Linked DNA regions of Homo sapiens: regions 1, 3 and 4 are each linked to region 2. Evidence: chromatin loops called from intact Hi-C (ENCODE). Cell type or tissue: sigmoid colon. All regions are shown on one strand. Region 1 holds the start of ZNF165 (zinc finger protein 165). Region 2 overlaps ZKSCAN3 (zinc finger with KRAB and SCAN domains 3). Region 3 holds the start of ZNF184 (zinc finger protein 184). Region 4 holds the start of H4C12 (H4 clustered histone 12).

The links. A loop is a pair of places that touch in the nucleus more often than their neighbours do. Peaks named below come from ENCODE experiments on the same cell type or tissue, not always from the same donor. Only the 100,000 strongest peaks of a DNase experiment are listed, where the experiment ranks them.
Region 1: a loop joins it to region 2, with 2.4 times the contacts of the local background. A loop is called at or near these places in 17 of 110 quality-filtered maps.
Region 3: a loop joins it to region 2, with 3 times the contacts of the local background. A loop is called at or near these places in 2 of 110 quality-filtered maps.
Region 4: it touches region 2 in a loop (2.8-fold over the local background); 4 of 110 quality-filtered maps call a loop at or near these places.

What each region holds. Positions count from the first base shown.
Region 1 is chr6:28,078,647-28,083,646 of GRCh38, reverse strand. ZNF165 (zinc finger protein 165) reads right to left here and starts at 3,079. Exons shown (of 4, transcript NM_001376491.1): 1 at 2,677-3,079. RefSeq lists enhancers at 2,634-2,753, 3,554-3,623. In sigmoid colon, no CTCF peak of the experiment used is centred here; DNase peaks (open chromatin) are centred at 2,506 and 2,746; H3K4me3 peaks cover 2,030 bases; H3K27ac peaks cover 1,738 bases.
Region 2 is chr6:28,353,805-28,358,804 of GRCh38, reverse strand. The region is part of intron 1 of ZKSCAN3 (zinc finger with KRAB and SCAN domains 3); the gene reads right to left. It also overlaps a transcript of ZSCAN31 not described here. Among named protein-coding and RNA genes, the nearest start is that of ZKSCAN3, 6.4 kb to the right of the region's middle. RefSeq lists enhancers at 1,487-2,391, 2,671-2,740, 4,218-4,717. In sigmoid colon, a CTCF peak has its summit at 2,468 (motif pointing right); DNase peaks (open chromatin) are centred at 2,064, 2,544 and 4,474; H3K4me3 peaks cover 1,792 bases; H3K27ac peaks cover 2,610 bases.
Region 3 is chr6:27,470,227-27,475,226 of GRCh38, reverse strand. ZNF184 (zinc finger protein 184) reads left to right here and starts at 2,122. Exons shown (of 6, transcript NM_001318891.2): 1 at 2,122-2,498; 2 at 2,794-2,939. The coding sequence starts at 2,933. It overlaps LOC105375001 (a long non-coding RNA gene), which reads right to left and starts at 2,103. Exons shown (of 2, transcript XR_926664.4): 1 at 1,918-2,103; 2 at 1-133. RefSeq lists enhancers at 2,111-2,270, 2,331-2,430, 2,451-2,540, 2,871-3,000. In sigmoid colon, no CTCF peak of the experiment used is centred here; DNase peaks (open chromatin) are centred at 2,106 and 2,766; H3K4me3 peaks cover 2,383 bases; H3K27ac peaks cover 1,492 bases.
Region 4 is chr6:27,829,209-27,834,208 of GRCh38, reverse strand. It overlaps H4C12 (H4 clustered histone 12), which reads left to right and starts at 2,649. Exons shown (of 1, transcript NM_003541.3): 1 at 2,649-3,035. The coding sequence starts at 2,682. The coding sequence ends at 2,993. RefSeq lists enhancers at 2,340-3,165, 3,089-3,198. In sigmoid colon, no CTCF peak of the experiment used is centred here; a DNase peak (open chromatin) is centred at 2,638; H3K4me3 peaks cover 1,562 bases; H3K27ac peaks cover 1,294 bases; H3K27me3 peaks cover 3,173 bases.

The sequences.
Region 1 (5,000 bases), 280 kb after region 2:
GAAGGGGTTCTTATCTCTGACGCAGGTAGTCCCTACTGCTATGTCGTTCCCCTATTGGCTAGGGTTGGACTGCATAGTCTAAGCTAATTCCAACTGGCTGTTTTAAAGAAAGCAGGGGTATGAACCACAGTGGCGGGGTGAGCAGTTTCAGTGGGAAGGACGGTTACAGAACAGGCGATTAAAGGTGATGCAGGTCAGAGCAGATGACCAGGGGTGACTCAGGACAGAGCAGGTGACCAGGGGAATAGATGTGAACTACTGATTGGAACTGGTGGAAAAGGTTGTTTACTGAAACTAGGGGCAAGGAGATGAGGTTAAACTTTAAAGTGGAGAACAAAGAACTGAACATACTGACATACTGATTCTTTGAAGAGAAATTTAGAACTCACTGTATTTAACATGGGGCTTAAATTGGACAATAAAGGATGAGAAAGATTCAGAAAGGAAAGGAACAGAGTAGAGGAAGTAGGAATGAGCAGCAGACTGATGGTGAGATCAACTTGCAGGGTGTGATGGCTGGAGTGACTAAGAATTCTACTGCCTCTGTTAAGAAATTGCTCAACTCTAGTCTGAGTTCTTACAATTCCTAACACATACACATATGAATATATAAGTCCTTGTATTATTTTTAGTTGTTTGGCTGTTTTTTTATCAACTGATTGATGTTCCATGAGGTTAAGGATCATGCATTATTAATTGTTCTTAAGGCTTCATATTTATGATTGAAAGGAAAAATTAGGAAAGTTTCAGATGACTTCTGTTTTGGATGATCTGTATTTAAGATGATAATAAGACATCTACTTGGAAAAATATTTCCAACAGAAACAATGATATTTCAATAATGGAAAAGAATTTGGAATGGGAAGACAGATTTTGACAAGTGTTGGGAACAGGCCCCCAAATCTGGCCATAAACTGGCCCCAAAACTGGCCATGAACAAAATCTCTGCAGCACTGTGACATGCTCATGATGGCCTTGACGCCCACGCTGGAAGGTTGTCAGTTTACTGGAATGAGGGCAAGGAACACCTGGCCCACCCAGGGCAGAAAACAATAGCATGAGCGATCTGTGCCTTAAGGACATGTTCATGCTGCAGATAACTAGCCAGAGCCCATCCCTTTATTTCGGCCCATCCCTTTATTTCCCGTAAGGAATACTTTCAGTAAATCTTATCACTGGCTTGCTGTCAATAAATAAGTGGGTAAATCTCTGTTCAAGGCTCTCAGCTCTGAAGGCTGTGAGACCCCTCATTTCCCACTCCACACTCTATATTTCTGTGTGTGTCTTTAATTCCTCTAGCGCCACTGGGTTAGGGTCTCCATGACCGAGCTTGTCTTGGCAGACAAGATTCATGAAAAGGGTAGTTGAAGATATGTAACAGTATTAATTCTCCAAGAGTATGAAATAAATATCACTAGGTTCAGACTGAACCTTGGAAAACAAACAATTTGAGTATAAGTAAGAACAAAATTTATCAATGATAAAGAAAAAAAAGGGGGGTTAGTTCCATGGTATATTAACCAGAGAGTCTCAATCCCTTATATTTTACTGGGCCATTTCTTTGATATTTCTGGTTATGTTTCCTAGATGCGCTAACCAAGTAGTGTCCTAATGCTTAATGAGCATGATCTCATTTACCATAGTAAGATGGGTGTAAAGTAGGCCCATATAATCCGAATGAAATTTCAATTATGCTGAGCAGCTGGTTCTATGACATGTTATCTCAGCTGACAGTACTATCTCCAGGTGTTTTATCACTTCTCATCTATTTAAAACCGAGTCCCCCTAAAGCTGGTAGCTTTAAACTAATAAATATTGATTGAGCATCTAGTGCCTTATAATATTGTGTTAGGAGGACTTACAAAAATGGGTAAGCAGATGTGTGAAGAAACGCTAGGAGAACAGAGAGGAACGAGTAATTAATTATGATGAGAAAGTTGGAGGTTAAAGAGCAGGGCTCCTGATGGATGAACATGTCTTGGTGGGCATGTTGCGGGAGGGGAAGACGGGTGAGAGTTTTGTTGGTGGAGAGGGAGACAGTCAGGGGAAATCCGGTAGAGACCACAAAGCAGAACAGAGACTTCAAGGGGCATGCTGGTAAAGGCTCCCATAGTACCTTGTGTTTCTCAAGGGCAGGGGGTCAGTGTTGGTTTAACTGCATCCTCGGCACACAGGAAATACTATTTACCGTGTCAATAAATTTCAGGACAAGCGGGGTTGTCCCCAAGTGTCCTACAAAACGGCGGTTACTCTTCCCAAGGGAAGCAGGGGATTGGGGATGGTCCTCGCAGCAGTTTCTTTTCGCAGACAATGGCAGATCTGAGACATGTGGCACCCCTCCCCGTTCCACCTGGCTGGAATGGGCAACTCCTCTTACCAGTGACCCCAAATTCAGGATCAGTAGGACAGCCCCCACCCCACGCCACCAAGCCCTCAGCGCTCCACTATGACGTCACGCGCGGCGGCGGTAACTATGGAGACCGCCAAACCCTCACTAAATGCGTAAGCGCGCCTGCGTTCCCAACGCCGAAGCTGGTTCTACCTTTCTCCGGGATTCCTCTGAGGGCCAAGGTCTGGTCACCCAGAGGCTGCTAATTTCAAAGGCAATATGAGAGGGACTGGATGTTTGGAGGGGGACACGGGGCTGGACATCTGGATCCCCAAACCCGGACTCACCTCTCGGACAGGGCTGATTCCGATCGGACACTTCCGGTGGAAGGACTGAGCGGCGCTACACTTCAAGAATTCCGTCCACAGGGACTTGTGAGTCTGCGCAGAAGGCGGGATGCCTTTGGACTACAATTCCAAGAATCCTTCCTGGGTCTCTTCGGGCGCAGACTTTTCGCCAAAGTCCTGAAGATCTCAGGGCTTGAAGGAGGGGGCATCTTTTTTCTCCATTGTAGTAGTGTGTCTTGCTAAATAACAGAAGGGACTCCTGAAAAGAAAATGACGTTGGCCGGGCGCGGTGGCTCACGCCTGCAGTCCCAGCACTTTGGGAGGCCGAGACGGGCGGATCACGAGGTCAGGAGATCGAGACTATCCTGGTTTACGCGGTGACACCCTGTGTCTACTAAAAATACAAAAAAAAAAAAAAAAAAAAAAATTGCCGGGCGTGGTGGCACGCGCCTGTAGTTCCAGGTGCTCGGGAGGCTGAGGCAGGAGAATCGCTTGAACCCGGGAGGCGGAGCTTGCAGTGAGCCGAGACCGCGCCACTGCACTCCAGCTTGGGTGACAGAGTGAGACTCAGTCTCAGAAAAAGAAGAAGAAGAAAAAGATACACACTCGAGCACACATTTTCTCAGCAAAGCAATTTACTTCTATAGAAGGGTGCGTCTCACGGATGGAGCAATGGCGAGAGCACACCTGAACAAGGGAGGGGAAGGGGTTCTTATCCCTGACGCAGGTAGTCCCTAGTGCTGTGTCGTTCCCCTACTGGCTAGGGTTGGACCGCACAGTCTAAGTTAATTCCGATTGGCTATTTTAAAGAGAGCAGGGGTATGAGCCGGAGTGGTAGGGTGAGCAGTTTCAGTGGGAAGGACGGTTACGGAACAGGTGACTAAAGGTGACTCAGGTCAGAGCAGGTGACCAGGGGTGACTCAGGACGGAGCAGGTCACCAGGGGAACAGATGTGAACTACTGATTAGAACTGGTGGAAAAGGTTGTTTACTGAAACTAGAGGCAAGGAGACGAGGAAAATGAGGAAGTTAAAGTTTAAAATGGAGAACAAAGAATTGAACATACTGACATACTGATTCTTTGAAGAGAAATTTAGAACTCACTGTATTTAACAAGGAGTTCAAGGCCAGCCTGGCCAACATGGTGAAACCCCGTCTGTACTAAAAATATAAAAATTAGCTGGGTGTGGTGGTGGGCGCCTGTAGTCCCAGCTACTTGGGAGGCTAAGACAGAAGAATCGCTTGAACCCAGGAGGTGAAGGTTGCAGTGAGCTGAGATCACGCCACTGCACTCCAGCCTGGGCGACAGAGCAAGGATCCATCTCAAAAAAAAAAAAAAAAGTTTATTCGGGAATAGGAAATTGCAATAAGAATAGACGTGCCAGAGTAAACTATGTTTCTATTCAGGGAGGTAAAGGAAGACAAAGGTTTTTAAAGGAAGAATGGGGAGGATTATTTAATTGTTTTGAAATCATTATTCTTGACTACAAAGATCGGTAACGAGGATGACACCAGTCTGAGGTTAGACAAACAGTTGCTGGGCGGATGTCCTTGCAGAGGTATTTTTGGTGTAAGATGGGTTTTGCAGTCATATGTGATAGTTTTCTTATGAGGCATACAAGCCTGAGAAGTGTCTCTTCATAGCCCTCCCTGGCTCTATCTGTCAGATTATTGCTTTTGTTTTTATTTTTTAACACTAGTGGGCCGGGCGTGTTGGCTCACTTTTCTAATTCCCCGCTTTGGGAGGCAAAGGCAGGAGGATTAATTGAACTCAGGAGTTCGAGACCAGCCTGGGCAACATAGTTGGGACCTCGTCTCTACAAAAATTAAAAAAAAAAAAAATTAGTCGGGGGTTGTGGAATGCACTTGTACTCCCAGCTACTCGGGAGGCTGAGGTGGGAGGATCGCCTGAGCCCAGGAGGTGGTGGCTGCAATAGTGAGCTGTGATTGCACCACTGCATTCTAGCCTGAGTGACTCCTGCCTCTATTTAAATCTCAGGTGGTGAAATTGAAGCCCACGCAGCAGGGTTGCAACTGAAACTTCATCTCCTCTGCAAAACCTTCCTGCATTCCCAGACAACTTTTCTTCTGAGGCCTTGTTTGATTCATCCCCTTACCCCAGTGGAACTCAGATATTCAAAATGGTATTAATTAAAACCACTGGCTGTCATTGGTCCATGCATGGCCTTAAAGTGTGAACATTTTTTAATCCATTACCTAGTCTATAAGAACTGTAGATTGACAACAACTTAGATTTAATACTACTCTTTTTCTAGTCCCTCTCTATACTACCTCTCATCCGAGGAAACACTATCACAAATTTTG
Region 2 (5,000 bases):
TCAAAAGATTCTTCTGCCTCAGCCTCCCAAGAAGCTGGGATTATAGGTGTGCACCACCATGCCCAGCTAATTTTTGTATTTTTAGTAGAGCTGGGGTTTCACCATGTTGGCCAGGCTGATCTCGAACTCCTGACCTCAAAAGATCTGCCTCGGCCTCCCAAAGTGCTGGGATTAAACACATGAGCCACTGCGCGCAGCCCAGATTTTGTTTTAAGCTGATAAATTTGAGGTAAATGTTATACAGCAATAGAAAACTAATACAGTTGATTCTATATCTGTGGGTTCTGCATTGAGAGATTCAACCAACCACAGCTGGAAAATATCTGGGAAAAAAAAATAACAAAAACAACAATTAAAAAATACAAATAAAAATACAATATAAAAAGTGTTTACAAAACATTTACATTGTATTTGGTTTATAAGTAATCTAGAGATGATTTAAAGTGTACAAGAGAAGTTGAGCCTGGTGCCGCACTACTGCAGTCCCAGCTACTCAGGAGGAAGAGGCAGGAGGATCACCTGAGCCCAGGAGTTCAAGGATGCAGTAAGCTATGATTGTGCCTCTGTACTCCAGCCTAGGCAACAGTGCAGAGACTCCATCTCTTAAAAAAAACATACAGGAGGATGTGTGTAGGTTATAGGAAAATACTATATGCCATTTTATGTAAGACTTGAGCATCCACAAATTTTGGTATCATTGGGGATCCCGGAATGAATCCCCCACAGATAGTGAAGGATGGCTGTACCAGGTCTTATCTGTGGTCAAGGTACTGTAGTAAGGGGAAGAAGAAAGAAAAGACAGAAGGCCCTGGACCAAAAGAAATAGAACTGAATTAAACCTTGGCTGCCTGCTAGTGAGACCCTCAATTATATCTGAAGTGAGGCTTGCCCAAAAAACTGGCATAACATTCACATTAAAATTCAGCTGAAAGAAGGATTTCTGCAGGCTCTTCGGATCTTTGGGCTGAAGGCCCTTCAGTTTCTCTCAGAAACATCAAGGCAGCCGAAAACATCACCAAGCCCTTCCCCTGGAGAGAGCATAGGCTGCCCCTGGTCTTTGCCACCTCCTCAATCTGCCACTTTCTTTCTTCCCCTTCAAGACTGAACTTCTTGAAAGAAAGTCCTTAGTCCCTGATTCTAGTCCTCACCTCCCACTAAGCCTTCCACACACTGTAGGCTGCAACTGCCAAGACCACTAAGATTTCGCATGCAGAAGGAACCAAAGGTGCTTCCCTCAATTCCCATTTTCCATGGCCTCTTCTCAGGCAACTGGGCTGAGGATACTGTCCACTTCCAAAAACTCACTTGTCCTTACTTCAAGGATCTTGCTTTCTCCTGCTTTCCTCCTTCCTGGTTCTTCTCAGCTCCCATCATAATCTGGTTAAGTGTTCTGAAGCCAGGTTTCCTGAGGTCGTCAAAATCCTGGCTTTACTACCTACTAGCTCTGTGCCTCCCTCTCCTTATCTGTAATAGGGATAGTGATAGCAGATAGGGCCATTGTAAGCATTAAGTAAGTGAGTGTATAAAACTCTTAGAACAGTGCCTGGTGTGTGGTTGTAAGGAACATGGCTGTGCTGCAGCGAAGCAGGCATAGGCCGAGGTAAACATCCTGCATGACTCAGCAGGATTGGAGCGCACGCACACAATTCCGTGCATTATATAATCACAGTTATGTAGCCATAATCTGGGGAGGCTCATCACCTGGCTCTAAGATACTACTGTTTGTGAGGTGTATAAATGTGGCACTGACACTGTGAAAGAGCTGCTGAGTAAAGCCATGTCCCATCTACCTGCTGTCTCTCGAGTGTTCTTCCAGCTCCCTGCCCCCCATCCACCCACTCCCCTTGGACCTCAGCTGGGGCTCTAACCTGACATTTGGCATAGTGAGCAAGATGAGGTGAGTGGGTCTTCAGCCCCCAGGCTCCCGGAGCGGCTATGCAGCCACAGCATGAGCTGTGGCACCCAGTGGCAGCCGTGCTGCAAGGATGGGCTCTGGTGGAAACATGGGCGGCAGTGGACAGGCCCTCCACGAGTGTGGAGAAGGTGCTGAAGCACCTGGAAATGCACAGGACCGAGAAGGAGTGTGCCTTTGCCAACAGAGTCAGATGGGCATTTGTGACTGTGCTGCTGGAAGGGCATGCCCAGTCCCTGCTGGACGCAGTGCAGGGAGGAGGACGAACCTCCATTACAGGCTCACCCAGTGGTCTGCCAGAAAATAGAGCATGAACAGCCACTGGGCCCCAAGGGTGGGCCTAGAGACCCCCTACCATAGTGAAGCACACTTCTTATAGTGCTTGTACCCCCCACTGAGTTGTGGGAGTTAGGCAAGCAGTGCCAGCAGCATTTGGGGGAGACTCCCTGCCTGAATTCTGTCTCTCCGGGACAAAGGAGCTGATCCATTTCCTGCTCCCCCTCTGAGATGGAAAAGCTGGCTTCTTTAATTACAGTGTGGTCTGATGCCGGTGAAATACCAGAAACTGTCAGTAGATGGCAGTTGTATATAGACTTAGTGCAAGTCATTCGGGAAAAGGACATTGCTGGGCAACTAGGTCCCGCCGGAGCGTTCCAGCTCAAAGATTACCTGCTGCAGTCAGGCAGAAATGTAAAGTCTTTCCTGTTTGATTGGGAACTGACCCAGGTGCCAGGCTTGGGGGGACACCGGACAACCAAAGGCAATATGTGGACTCGGCAAGCCACTGGTCCCTAAACCTGAATAAGTTTCCGGGCAGAGCTGCATTTATTGACGGTTATGAAAGCTGGTCAGTGAAAGTGAAACCTGTATCTTTGGACCTCGGCATCGGCCGCTTAGCTCCCTGCTTATGCACTGTGGATGTCTCTCCCATGCCTGAGGACAGGCTGTGGGTGGATGTTTTGCACGGCTTGGCAGCTGTGCCGTCTATCATGGATTTGATAGGCCACTTGACAACAGAACTGGGATGGTGCCACTGTGTGGTGGACTTGGCCAATGCATTCCTCTTAATCGACATTGCTCCAGAGAGCCAGGAACACTTTGCCTTCGTGGGAGGGTGACAATGGACTTTCACAGTATTGCTGCAGGGATATATGCATAGCCCCAACATATGTCATGATCTTATTAATGATGTTATATTAACCTCTGATTCTCTTGCAGATTTAGAAGCAGCAACGCAGCCTCTTGCCTGGAATTGGGATGATGCGGCTGAAACCACCTTCCTGGCAGCCAAACAGGCTATTCAGCAGGCACAAGCCCTATGGGTAGCTGATCGGGGCACCCATTTAAACTTGATGTGCATGTGACCAGATAGTTTTGACTGGGGCTTATGGCATCACACAGAGCTCTTTAGAATGCCAGTAGACTTTTGGTCCCAACTTTGGAAGGGAGCTGAGCTCCAGTATTCCTCGACAGAGAAGCAGTTACTAACTGCATATGCTGCCCTTTAGACTCGTGACAGCCTGGCAGGATGGGCTACAGTCGTCGCGCGCATGACTTACCCAATAGCAGGGTGGGTATGCTCATGGGTAACAACCCACACACTGGGATGGCACAGACATCCACTTTTGTAAAGTGGGGTGCTTAAGCCTACTTGGAACAGCAAAGTATGCTAACTCAAGTCCCTTAGAAGCACAATTACAGGAAGTCTTAGGACCTACAGTCCTAATGCAAGATAAGGTTATGGGACCTGAGGCACCCCTAGATCCTGAGCCTTCACCTTTTAAGGAAGGGCATTCCCGCATTCCCAATGGGGCATGGTACACAGATAGGTCTAGCCAGGGTGCTACTGCTACCTGGACTGCTGTTGCAGCCCAGCCTAGTACCAACACCCTATGGTTTGATACCAGGTGTGGACAAAGTAGCTAATAAACTGAACTCAGGGCAATGTAAATGGTGATCACCAAGAAGGTGACACGTAATCTGCACTGATAGCTGGGCAGTTTATCAAGGCTTAACCTTGTGGCTAACTACCTAGAAGTTACAGAAGTGGCTAGTCACCGACCCATGTAGGGCCAGGCCATGTGGCCAGATCTATGAGAGAAAGGATGACTTCCTCCAACCAGGTATGGGGACAAACAGTAACCTGTTGTTGCCCGCCCCAACACCCTAAAGGTAGGGAAGCAAAAACCCTGGATTAATATATAAAGCAACATTGGGGTAACATCACCATGTAGTGATTGCTCACTATAACCTGAAATTATTGCTCCCTGTATTACTGTGGCCCAAGTGCCCAGAGCTTATGTGTCAGGCTTATGTGTCAAGCCTCTATGTATACATTGGGCCTGTGTGCCCAGAGCCTATGTGTCAGACTTATGTGTCAAGCCTGTGTGTATCAGCCCTGGGTGCCCAAAGTTTATATGTCAGGCCTGTGTGCCAAACCTATATATTGGGCCTGTGTACCCAAAAACCTATGTCTCCCTCGGCCAAGGGGGTGGAGTGTAAGGTAAATGGATGTGCTTTGGTCAAGAATAGGCCGAGGCAGATATGCAGGCCAGCGTGACTCAGCGAGTTTGGAACGCAGGCGCACCACTCCACTTGTTATATAACCTGTTTGTGTAAGCTCATACTTGGCTTACAGCCACTATTGTCTGTAAATGGTATAATTGCCCTGCTGACACTGTACATAGGACTTGTGCCCAGAGAGAGAGAGAAAAACTGCTGACCCTGTAAGAGAGAACTGGCCATCTTGCAGACAGACAGAGGTGAGCCAGGAATTAACAAGCATGCCAAGGAGTACAGCTGTAAGTGTGGGAGCGGCAGGAGCCACAGAGCCGTTTGCTGAGAAGGGCTGCGGTCGGAGGAGGCAGCCGAGACAGAGGCAGACAGTGTGAGAGCTGCAGCAGCTGCTGCTGAATAAAATCATATTTTACCTGCCTACAGCCCCGAGTGTTCTTTCAACTACCTGCCACCCATCCAACAACTCCCCTCGGACCTCAGTATGGGCTGGAACCTGACACTTGGCATGACAGTGGTAAGTACCATATACATGTTGGCTAATAGTATAATTCACTGGTCTTTCTTTTTTTAA
Region 3 (5,000 bases), 880 kb after region 2:
TTCTTCTGTTCTTCCTTTTTGGTAGCTTGATAGCTCATTTCTTTTCCTTACTGAATGTTCCATTGTCTGAATGTACCATAGTTTATGTATTCATTCATGTACTGAAGGACATCTGGCTGCTTCCAAGTTTTGCCTATCATGAACAAAGCTGCTATAAACATTCTTGGGCACGTTTTGTGTGGACATACATTTTCAACTCCTTTGCATAAATACCAAGGAACACAATTACTAGATCATATGGTAAGAGTATGTTTAGTTTTGTAAGAAATTGTCAAACTGTCCTCCAACGTAACTCTAATATTTTGCATTCCCACCAGCAATGAATGAAAGTTCCTGTGCTCCACATCCTTGTCAGCATTTGGTATTGTCAGGGTTCTGGATTTTGGCCATTTTGACAGGTGTATAGTGGCATCCCATTGTTTTAATTTGCATTTCACTGAGGACATATGTGGAGCATCTTTTCATATGCTTATTTTCCATCTGCATATCTTCTTTGGTGACATCTGTTAGGGTCTTTGGCCTATTTTTTTAATCGGTTTGTCTCCTTATTGTTGAGTTTTAAGAGTTCTTATATATTTTGGATATCAGTTCTTTATCAGATATGTACTTTGCAAGTATTTTCTCCCAGTCTGTGACTTGTCTTTTCATTCTCTTGAACATTTTTTTTTAAACCAATGTTCTCTTCATGGCAATATATGCATTCTCTAAGATGACCGAAGCTTTCTCTATCATGTTCCCTTGACTGTAATTGTTTTTCATACACTCTGTTAGGATTTCCAGGTTTAATGTTTGTCAGCCAACAGTCTGAGAGACTTGACCTTGGCCCCTTATCCAAATGCTGGGGATGCACGCCAGCATAATAAAATGCAAGTGCCATGTCTTAAATATAAAAACCTACCGATTTGTTGGATTCTTTTTTTCTGCCAAGGACACAGTGACAGACTGGCCATGGGCTACACTTGCAGCTATGTGCTCGCTGACACAGGCATATAAAATGCTTTACTAAGTGGCAAAACATGGGAATATTATCTCCGGGTTTCCTTAAGCATTAGAAAAACATGTTGGGGCCGGGCGCAGTGGCTCACGCCTGCAATCCCAGCACTTTGGGAGGCCGAGGCGGGCGGATCACTTGAGGTCAGGAGTTCGAGACCAGCCTGGCCAACATGGTGACCCCCTCGTCTCTACTAAAAATACAAAAATTAGCCGGGGATGGTGGTGCATGCCTGTAATCCCAGCTACTCGGGAGGCTGAGGCAGGAGAATCGCTTGAACCCGGGAGGTGGAGGTTGCAGCGAGCCGAGATCGCGCCATTGCACTCCAGCCTGAGCAACAGAGCTAGATTCCGTCTCAAAAAAAAAAAAAAAAAAAAAAAAGTTGGTCGCCACTCATTTGAGAGTCGTGAAAACAATTTTAATGGGTAACTACCAGTATTTTCAAAACGACAAAAGAGTAGAACAGAAAATAGAAGGTAGAACATGTAATAAAGGTAACGATTGTTTGCGTTTTAAAACTGTGTGTAGACGTGTATTTCTTTTTTTTCTTTTCTTTCTTTCTTTTTTTTTTTTTTGTTGTTTTGTTTTTTTGAGACGGAGTCTCGCTCTGCCGCCCAGGCTGGAGTGCAGTGGCGCGATCTCGGCTGACTGCAACCTCTTCCTCCCGGGTTCAAGCGATTCTTCTGCCTCTGCCTCCTGAGTAGCTACAGGCGCGCGCCACCACGCCCGGCTAATTTTTGTATTTTTAGTAGAGACGGGGTGTCACCATATTGGCCAGGCTGAGTCTCGAACTCCTGACCTAGTGATCCACCCACCTCGGCCTCCCAAAGTGCTCAGATTACAGACGTGAGCCACTGCGCTCGGTCAGTAGACGTGCATTTCTTATAATCAGTTCAGTCAGACAAGTTTACAATGCACACGCATACCTGAAACAGGAGCAAAAGACTGGCGGCGAAAATGTGCGGCCCATCGCAGGGCGAAAGTACACGTTAGCTAAAGCCTCTGGGAAATGAAGTTCAGGAACACCTTCGCGGAGTGTTCTGGGAACGCTGGTCCAGTGTGCCCGCCCGGCGCCGGCGTGCGGGGCGGGGCTCGCTCGTAACGACCGGAAGTGACCGTTGAAGCCGGTTGTAGGCGTGGAAAGAGGTTGGCGCGCTGGAAGTCCAGTTGCTTCGGCTCCCTGCGTTAGGTCTGGTGGCGGTCAATGCGCTTCCGGACCCGGGATCAGAGTGTGTGGATCGCTATAGGGGGAGGGGAGCTCAGGTATCACCATGGCAACAGCCAGCCCTCCGGACTCGTGACGTCACCCTTCTGATTTCGCGCTTAGAGGCCTCTGCAGGAGAAAGCTGGGGAGTCCTCGAAGGGGGCGCACCTCGCCTCCTTCTGTGCGGGGCGGTCCCGCCCTGATCCCTTGGAGGGCTTTGTTCTTTTGTTCTGGCCTAAGGGGAAGTCGGGTGCCGGGCCCCGCCCTGTTTGTCCACCTTCCAGCTTTAACGCTCTGCAACAGGTGTGTCTTCGTGTTATCCGAGCTCGCAGGGGTGTGAGTCACAAGTGTGCACAGAGGGAACACACCAGGTCTGTGGATGCCCCGGCCAGATTCTAGGGTGGGCACCAAGGGTTTTTTGGATCTGAAGCAGAACCCGCGTACCCGATCTCCACTCTGTTTTGTTCATCGGAGTGCCACACACCTCTCTAGTGCTCTCTTGGGGCACTTCTCTTGTGTAGCACCTCTTGGTCACTTTGCAAGACTCTGATGTGTGATTGTGTGACGTATGCTGCTGACGCCATCCTGTGTCTTTTAGGGTAGACAACCTCAGCGTGTTGCAGATTCCCTGCAAGGGGAGTTAGACATCTGAGTCCTAGACCGAGATACCAGCTGAAGGAACGCTGCCTGGCGAACCCTGGTGTTCAAGTTCCAGAGGAACGGGATGAGCTCCTGAGATGGAAGGTAGTGGGGTCGACTTGGGGGAGAGCGGGGTGATGGAGGCTTGAGAACAGTCATGACTGGAGTATCAAATACTTGAGATCAGAGCAGGAGATTTGGAAGGAAGGAACGGTATGCTTAGGGATTAGCAAAGAAACCGAATTACATTGTAGGGAGAGATTCTGTTTTATAGAGAGATACTTGGGAGAGGAGTTTATTTTTTTCTTTCGTTCCATTGGGGAATGAAAAGACATAATCATTCAGAATATCTGTGATCCCCACATGACTTCTGAATATTAAATATTAAAATTATAATCTTGAAGTCAGAAGACATCTTGGCAATTATCCCTTCAATGAAAGAGTCAGTTTTGAAATCTCCTTGGCAGACGGCTGTCTGTCAACCCTATGCCCGAACTAGTGTGGCATTAAACTCGCCATTTTGGGTGCAGACTATTCCCTTGTTGGCTTTCTTTTTTAGTTTCTTATATTAAACAGATGTACTTGTCCCTGTAACTTTTGTGTTGATCTTAGTTCTTAGTCCTCCAAAGAAAAGGAAACTGTCTGTTCTTTCTTTCACACTGCTGCCCTTAAGATATGTGAATTCAGCTGTTACAACTCCTCCTCATAAATTCTTTTCTAAGCAATATAGCCTCACTTCTTTTGATTGGTCTATGTGATGTATCTAGACCTTTCTCTGAAAACTCTCCTGCTTGTCAGCATTTTTCTTAAAATGCAGTGCCTAATGGTAAACATAGCTCTTTGGATGTGCTTTGAAAAGTACCTGAGAGGATAATGTACTACTTCCTTTGACTCGGATTATACTTCCGCTGTTTGGCATTAGATCACATTTGCTTTAAAAACTATCAGTGATGTACTGTAAACTTTAGATCTTTTTTACATAAACTGCAGTGATCTAGATTTACACCATTTTTGTGTAATGGAATTATTATTATCCTTAATGTCATGACTTACATTTATGACTGTTCAATTTTTTGGTCACATGTTTTAGGCTTTCAGAATGATTATGAATCCTAATTTAGTTATTCAGTGCCTTAACTGTCCTTTCTAACTTAATGCCACTAGCGGATTTGATGAATATTCCTTCTATTTCTTCCTACCTGTCATTGAACAGATCAGGGTAAGGATAGAGGCTTATGACATGTCCCTATGGAGTTCTCTCTGCATTGGTGTTGTCTTTACATTCTTTAGGTATGGCTGTGCAATCAAGTTTGGTTTGACCTAACTATTATCATGCAGTCCTTTTTTTGCCTTTGTTAAAGATAATATCATTAGAAGTCTTAACATTATTCATATTAGTCATGTGAATAATGTAGGTTTGGTCCATACTTTTCTTCAATTTTTTGTACTTCAAGTCTTTTTTACAGTGGATTTTTTTATATATATATTCTAAGTTTCTCAGAATTAAATCAGCCAAAGTAGTTTCATTAAAAGCCTTTGTATTTTCTTTATTTTGTGGATTTCTCACAATTTTATCATTAGGATTAACTTTACTGAGCCTCTGTTCCTTGTAATCATAACTTTTGTAGCACATACTGAGCATTTACTATGTGCCAAGCACACAGTTGGTTTCTGTAACTGTTGCTGTTTTTGGTTCTGTTGGTTGCTGTTATTTGGAATAAAAAGCATCTTACCTGAGACATTTCTCTTGATTCTGTTTTCCTAAAGTCTTAGGTACCTGTCTGTGCATTTAGAACATTTTCTTTCACTGTTAAGAGCTTCCAAGATAATATCTTCATTTTTTTCTTAAGACTTCTGTTACAAAACAGTTTTTCTTTACTGGTCAAGATCAAGTTGAGCATAATAGTTCCCTTTATTGCTTCCTCTACTTTCTGAGGCATGACACCATTAATATAAATTAAGAATTTCTTGATTAATACATTTTTTACAAAATGAAACTTACATACTTAGCCAAACAGTTGAAACTGCTTTTCTCCATATTATTCATCACCCCCACCTGCCTAAGCTGTCTATGGCACACTGTTGCCAGCATGGTGCTACTTTTGTTTTTTTTTTTCTTTCTTTCTTTCGATTTATCTACAATTTCTATCAGGTTTCACACTCAGG
Region 4 (5,000 bases), 520 kb after region 2:
GTCTTCATAATTTATTTATTTATTTTGAGATGGGGTCTTAATCCGTCTCCCAGGCTGTCACCCAGGCTGGAGTGCAGTGGCACAGTCTCCACTCACTGCAACCTCCACCTCTGGGATTCAAGTGATCCTCCTACCTCAGGCTCCCTAGTAGCTGCGACCACAGGCATGCACCACTACAACTGGCTAATTTTTTTTTTTTTCAGACAGAGTTTCACTCTTGTTGCCCAGGTTGGAGTGCAATGGTGCAATCTCGGCTCACTGCAACCTCCGCCTCCCAGGTTCAAGTGATTCTCCTGCCTCAGCCTCCCAAGTAGCTGGGATTACAGGCATGTGACACCACCTGGCTAATTTTTTGTATATTTTGTAGAGACAGGGATTCGCCATGTTGGCCAGGCTGGTCTCGAACTCCTGAGCTCAAGGGATCCACCTGCCTCGACCTCCCACAGTGCTGGGATTAGTGGGAGGAGCCACAGCACCTAGTATGTCTTGGTAATTTAAATGAGACCGAGAGGCAGACATTATCTTGAAAAATCCATATTCAGTATTCTTTTCTGCAATAATGAAATAACAGGGAGGGGATAGAAGGCAATTGTTACTTCTGGTAAGAAATTTTCTTGGTCCGATTAGGAAATGTCAGAGTCCCTTCGCATGTATGGGAAAGAAGACGAAGTTAGAGGGGCTTTGATTCTGAAGCTTATTTCTGAGGCCTTTCAATGTTCAAAAGCGCTCAGCATGCCCAAGAACCACATTTTGGGGAATCATTCTGCACCCCAACAGTACCGTCACTATCCTATTCTAACTTTGTAGATGAGCAAAGATTTAAAAAGAATAAACAAGTCACCTCGTGTCTGATCGGTAACAAGTCAGCTCGAGTCTGAAAGGTAAACATTTAATCTAAAACCAAAGTTTTCTATTTCCAGAGTTTCAACTCTTAACTACTTTCTAAACAAAGAATTGAATACTAAGAGATTATATTAGAATAGTTATAGGAGTTTTATAATTTTCATTGATGTTAAAATAATTTCAGAGTGGCCGAGCGCAGTGGCTCAAGCCTGTAATCCCAGCACATTGGGAGGCCGAGGCATATGGATCACGAGGTCGGGAGTTGGAGACTAGCCTGGCCAACATGGTGAAACCCCGTCTCTACTAAAGATACAAAAAAATTAGCCGGGCGTGGTGGTGAGTGCCTGTAATCCCAGCTACTCAGGGGAGGCTGAGGTGGGAGAATCGCTTGAACCCGGGAGGTGGAGGTTGCAGTGAGCCAAGATTGGGCCATTGCACTCCAGCCTGAGCGAAAGGGCGAGACTCCGTCTCCACAAAAAAAAAAAAAAAAAAAAAAATTCAGAGTATAACCCTGTATTTATTAATAAGAAAGAAAATCAAATATACGGAATCAAAGTTGCTCCATAATGGTTGATAACAAATCTTTAGTTGGGTCATATAAAAGTGTCTTTTTAAAAACCTACAAGCGTCCAAGCGAAGCGGCTCACGCCTGTAATCCCAGCACTTTGGGAGGCTGAGGCGGGCGGATCACGATGTCAAGAGATCAAGAGCATCCTGTCCAACATGGTGAAACTTGTTCTTTACTAAAAATACAAAAAATTAGCTGGGCGTGGTGGCGCATGCCTGTAGTCCGCGCTAATCCGGAGGTTGAGGCATGAGAATCGCTTGAACCCGGGAGGTGGAGGTTGCAGTGAGCCGAGATTGCACCACTGCCCTCCGGCCTGACGACAGAGCGAGACTCCTTCCAAAAAAAAAAAAAAACCCCACACACAAAACCTACAAACACCAATTTTCTAGTTATAAGAGCTTGTTTTAAGGATTTTAATTCTATTCCAATTAAGTCCTAAAGCTAATGCAATTATCAAAATCTCGAAGAGATTTTATTCAAACTTCACAAAAGGTCTCTAAAGTTGTCCAGAAACCTTGGTGAAACAGATTAGGAAATTTGGAAAGGAAATAATGCGGAGACCCGTAGTACCAAATCATGAGACCTCTAATACAATTTTAAATATTAATGTAATAAAATTTAAATTTTGGTGTAATAAAATCATAAATTTCAATATTGGTCCCAAGTATAGAGAAAAAGTACATTTATGTTGAATGTGGAAAACATTATTTTTAAAATACAGCCGATTAAAAAATTGCTGGGGAACTGATTATAACTATTGATAATTCCTAAGAAACATAGACACCAAAACATCACTTTTATCTCTTTAATAGAAATTGGTTAAATTATAATCAATATAAGGAGGTTACAAAACTCCATATACAACACTGTATACATTTTCTTGGAAAAATATGTGCAACTGCTCTGCAAAATACATGATTAACTAGCCTGTGTGATGGGATAACATTGTAGTTTCTTAATTTCTTGTCCTTTCTTGTATTTCCCACAGTATTGATGTATATCTTCTGCGTTCAAAAGCAATTTTTTAAAGCCTCATAACGTGGTAACAAAATACTATGCACGTTACAAAATTCAGAACACGGAAACAAGAAGCTCGCTTTTTTTTTCCCCCTATTTCGGTTTGGCCCTTTAGATTTCCCCTCCCCCACCGGGGCGGGACTTCCCGCCGACTTCTTTCAGGTTCTCAGTTCGGTCCGCCAACTGTCGTATAAAGGCGCTGCCTCAGGCCAGAGTCCTCACAAAGCGTTGGGTGAGACTCCTCTTGCTCGTCATGTCTGGCCGCGGCAAAGGCGGGAAGGGTCTTGGCAAAGGCGGCGCTAAGCGCCACCGTAAAGTACTGCGCGACAATATCCAGGGCATCACCAAGCCGGCCATCCGGCGCCTTGCTCGCCGCGGCGGCGTGAAGCGCATCTCCGGCCTCATCTACGAGGAGACTCGCGGGGTGCTGAAGGTGTTCCTGGAGAACGTGATCCGGGACGCCGTGACCTATACAGAGCACGCCAAGCGCAAGACGGTCACCGCCATGGATGTGGTCTACGCGCTCAAGCGCCAGGGCCGCACCCTCTACGGTTTCGGTGGTTGAGCGTCCCTTTCTATCAACAAAAGGCCCTTTTTAGGGCCCCCACTTTCTCAGCTGAGGAGCCGTGATGCTTGTTTGCCCAGTTTCTCTTTACCATTTGTTCGCGCCTGCTGAGTTTGTGCTGCTATCGGAGCATGCGTCTCTAGTCGCTGTAAGTAGGCATCAGTCACTAATCGCTCTCCAGTAAATAAAATACCCAACACAACTTGTTTCAGGTGCTCCAGAGCTTACTGACATGGGCCGTCGCGCAGACTGTAGTGCAGTGTCATCATGGCTCACTGTAGCCTCCCGATTAGCCGGAACCTCGCGCCCACCACCACGCAAGGCTAATTATTTTTCCAAAGACCGGGTCTCCGTGTGTTTCCCAGGCTAGTTTCGATATCCTGGCCTCAATCCCCTCGCCTATGCCTAATGTTGGTATTACAGTAGTGAGCCACCACGCCTGGCCACGATACTGTTGAGGTTTTAGGGTTAGTTACATTTAAGGGGCAATTTTCGCAGTGTAGTGGGGAGGAAAGTCAAGCAGTTATAGGTTTCTGGCGCTGTGAATCCAACTGCTGAACATAGCAAGAACTTATTATGCAACAACCTTTAATCAGTGGACCGTAAATAAGTTTAGTTTATCGGTTTTGGCCCAATTCTTGAGAAAGGTGAGAATTTGAATCCTTGAGTAGAAATACGTAGCTTATCAGTACAACAAAGTGATCACAACAAAGACTAACTTATCCTTTGTTACTTAACGTGGGCAGAGCTTTACCGCTGAGAATTCCTCAGCCTTTGAGTGTTCTCTTATTTACAACTGAAGTTGATAAGATGGTATTAAAAGTGAGATTCCTAGTAAGTAAACTTAAAGGCCTGAAGGACCAGTGATTAATGGGAAGTGCTAATAAGTCATATTTGAGGTTATCCAACCCGAGATTCTGATTTAATTGGTTTAAGGATACTATCACCTTGTGGGTTAGATTTGAAAAATAATAATTGCTTTAAGGAAGGAACCTGTTGGTATTTAAACAAAAAACTTTCCTTCCTGATTCTTACATGCCGTCACTTAGACAAATCTCTGGTCTACATGGCTGGATCTCTTTCTGCTAGTTAAATTCTGTGCTACCCTGTGAAAAAGAACTGAGATTAATAAAACGGTAGTGAGAACACAGGGAAAGATAAAAATCATAGCAAGCCCATCCAGTCATGCTGTAGTCATCCTCACAAGGATAGGGAAGGATCTTGTCCTTCATTTATCACCCAAAGTGTGAGTACAAACTTTAAAAACATATGATACTATAGGAATAATGAAGATGTCTCCATTTGCAAAAATTGTGTGAAAAAATGCACTTGACACAGGTATTTCCTATGATTTCATAATAGACAAAGGTTTAATTACACAACTCCTGGCTGAATCTAGAGTACTAAAATGTGGCTGTTAGAAAAGGTTGCTCTCTGGGCCCGATGCAGTAGCTCATGCCTGTAATCCCAGCACTTTGGGAGGCCAAGGCTGGCAGACAGCTTTAGGCCAGGAGTTGGAGACCATTCTGGCCTATGTGTTGAAACCCCGTCTCTACTAGGAATACAAAAAATTAGCCGGGCGTGGTGGCACACACCTGTAATCCCAGTTACTTGAGAGGCTGAGGCTGAGAATCGCTTAAACCTGGGACACAGAGGTTCCAGTAAGCCGAGATCACACCTCTGCCCTCCAGCCTGGGTGACAGAGTGTCGCCAAACAAAACAAAACAAAACAAAAAAAAAGATTGCTCTTACCCAGGGATGATGGTCAGATGCAATTACAGGTTATGAATTTGGCATAAAAGTAATGCTAAGTGTTTCACACTGCACTTACTGTTGTCAGTGTTCTAAGTGTTTTTTATTTACCAATTCATTTACACTTGTTTGTCTTTTTTTTCAGGTCTCCAACTCCTGGGCTCAAGCTGTCCTCCCACTTCTGCCTCCCCAAAAGCTGAGATTACAGGCGTGAGCCACCCGGCCCTACTCATTTAATCCTTACAACAACCCTTA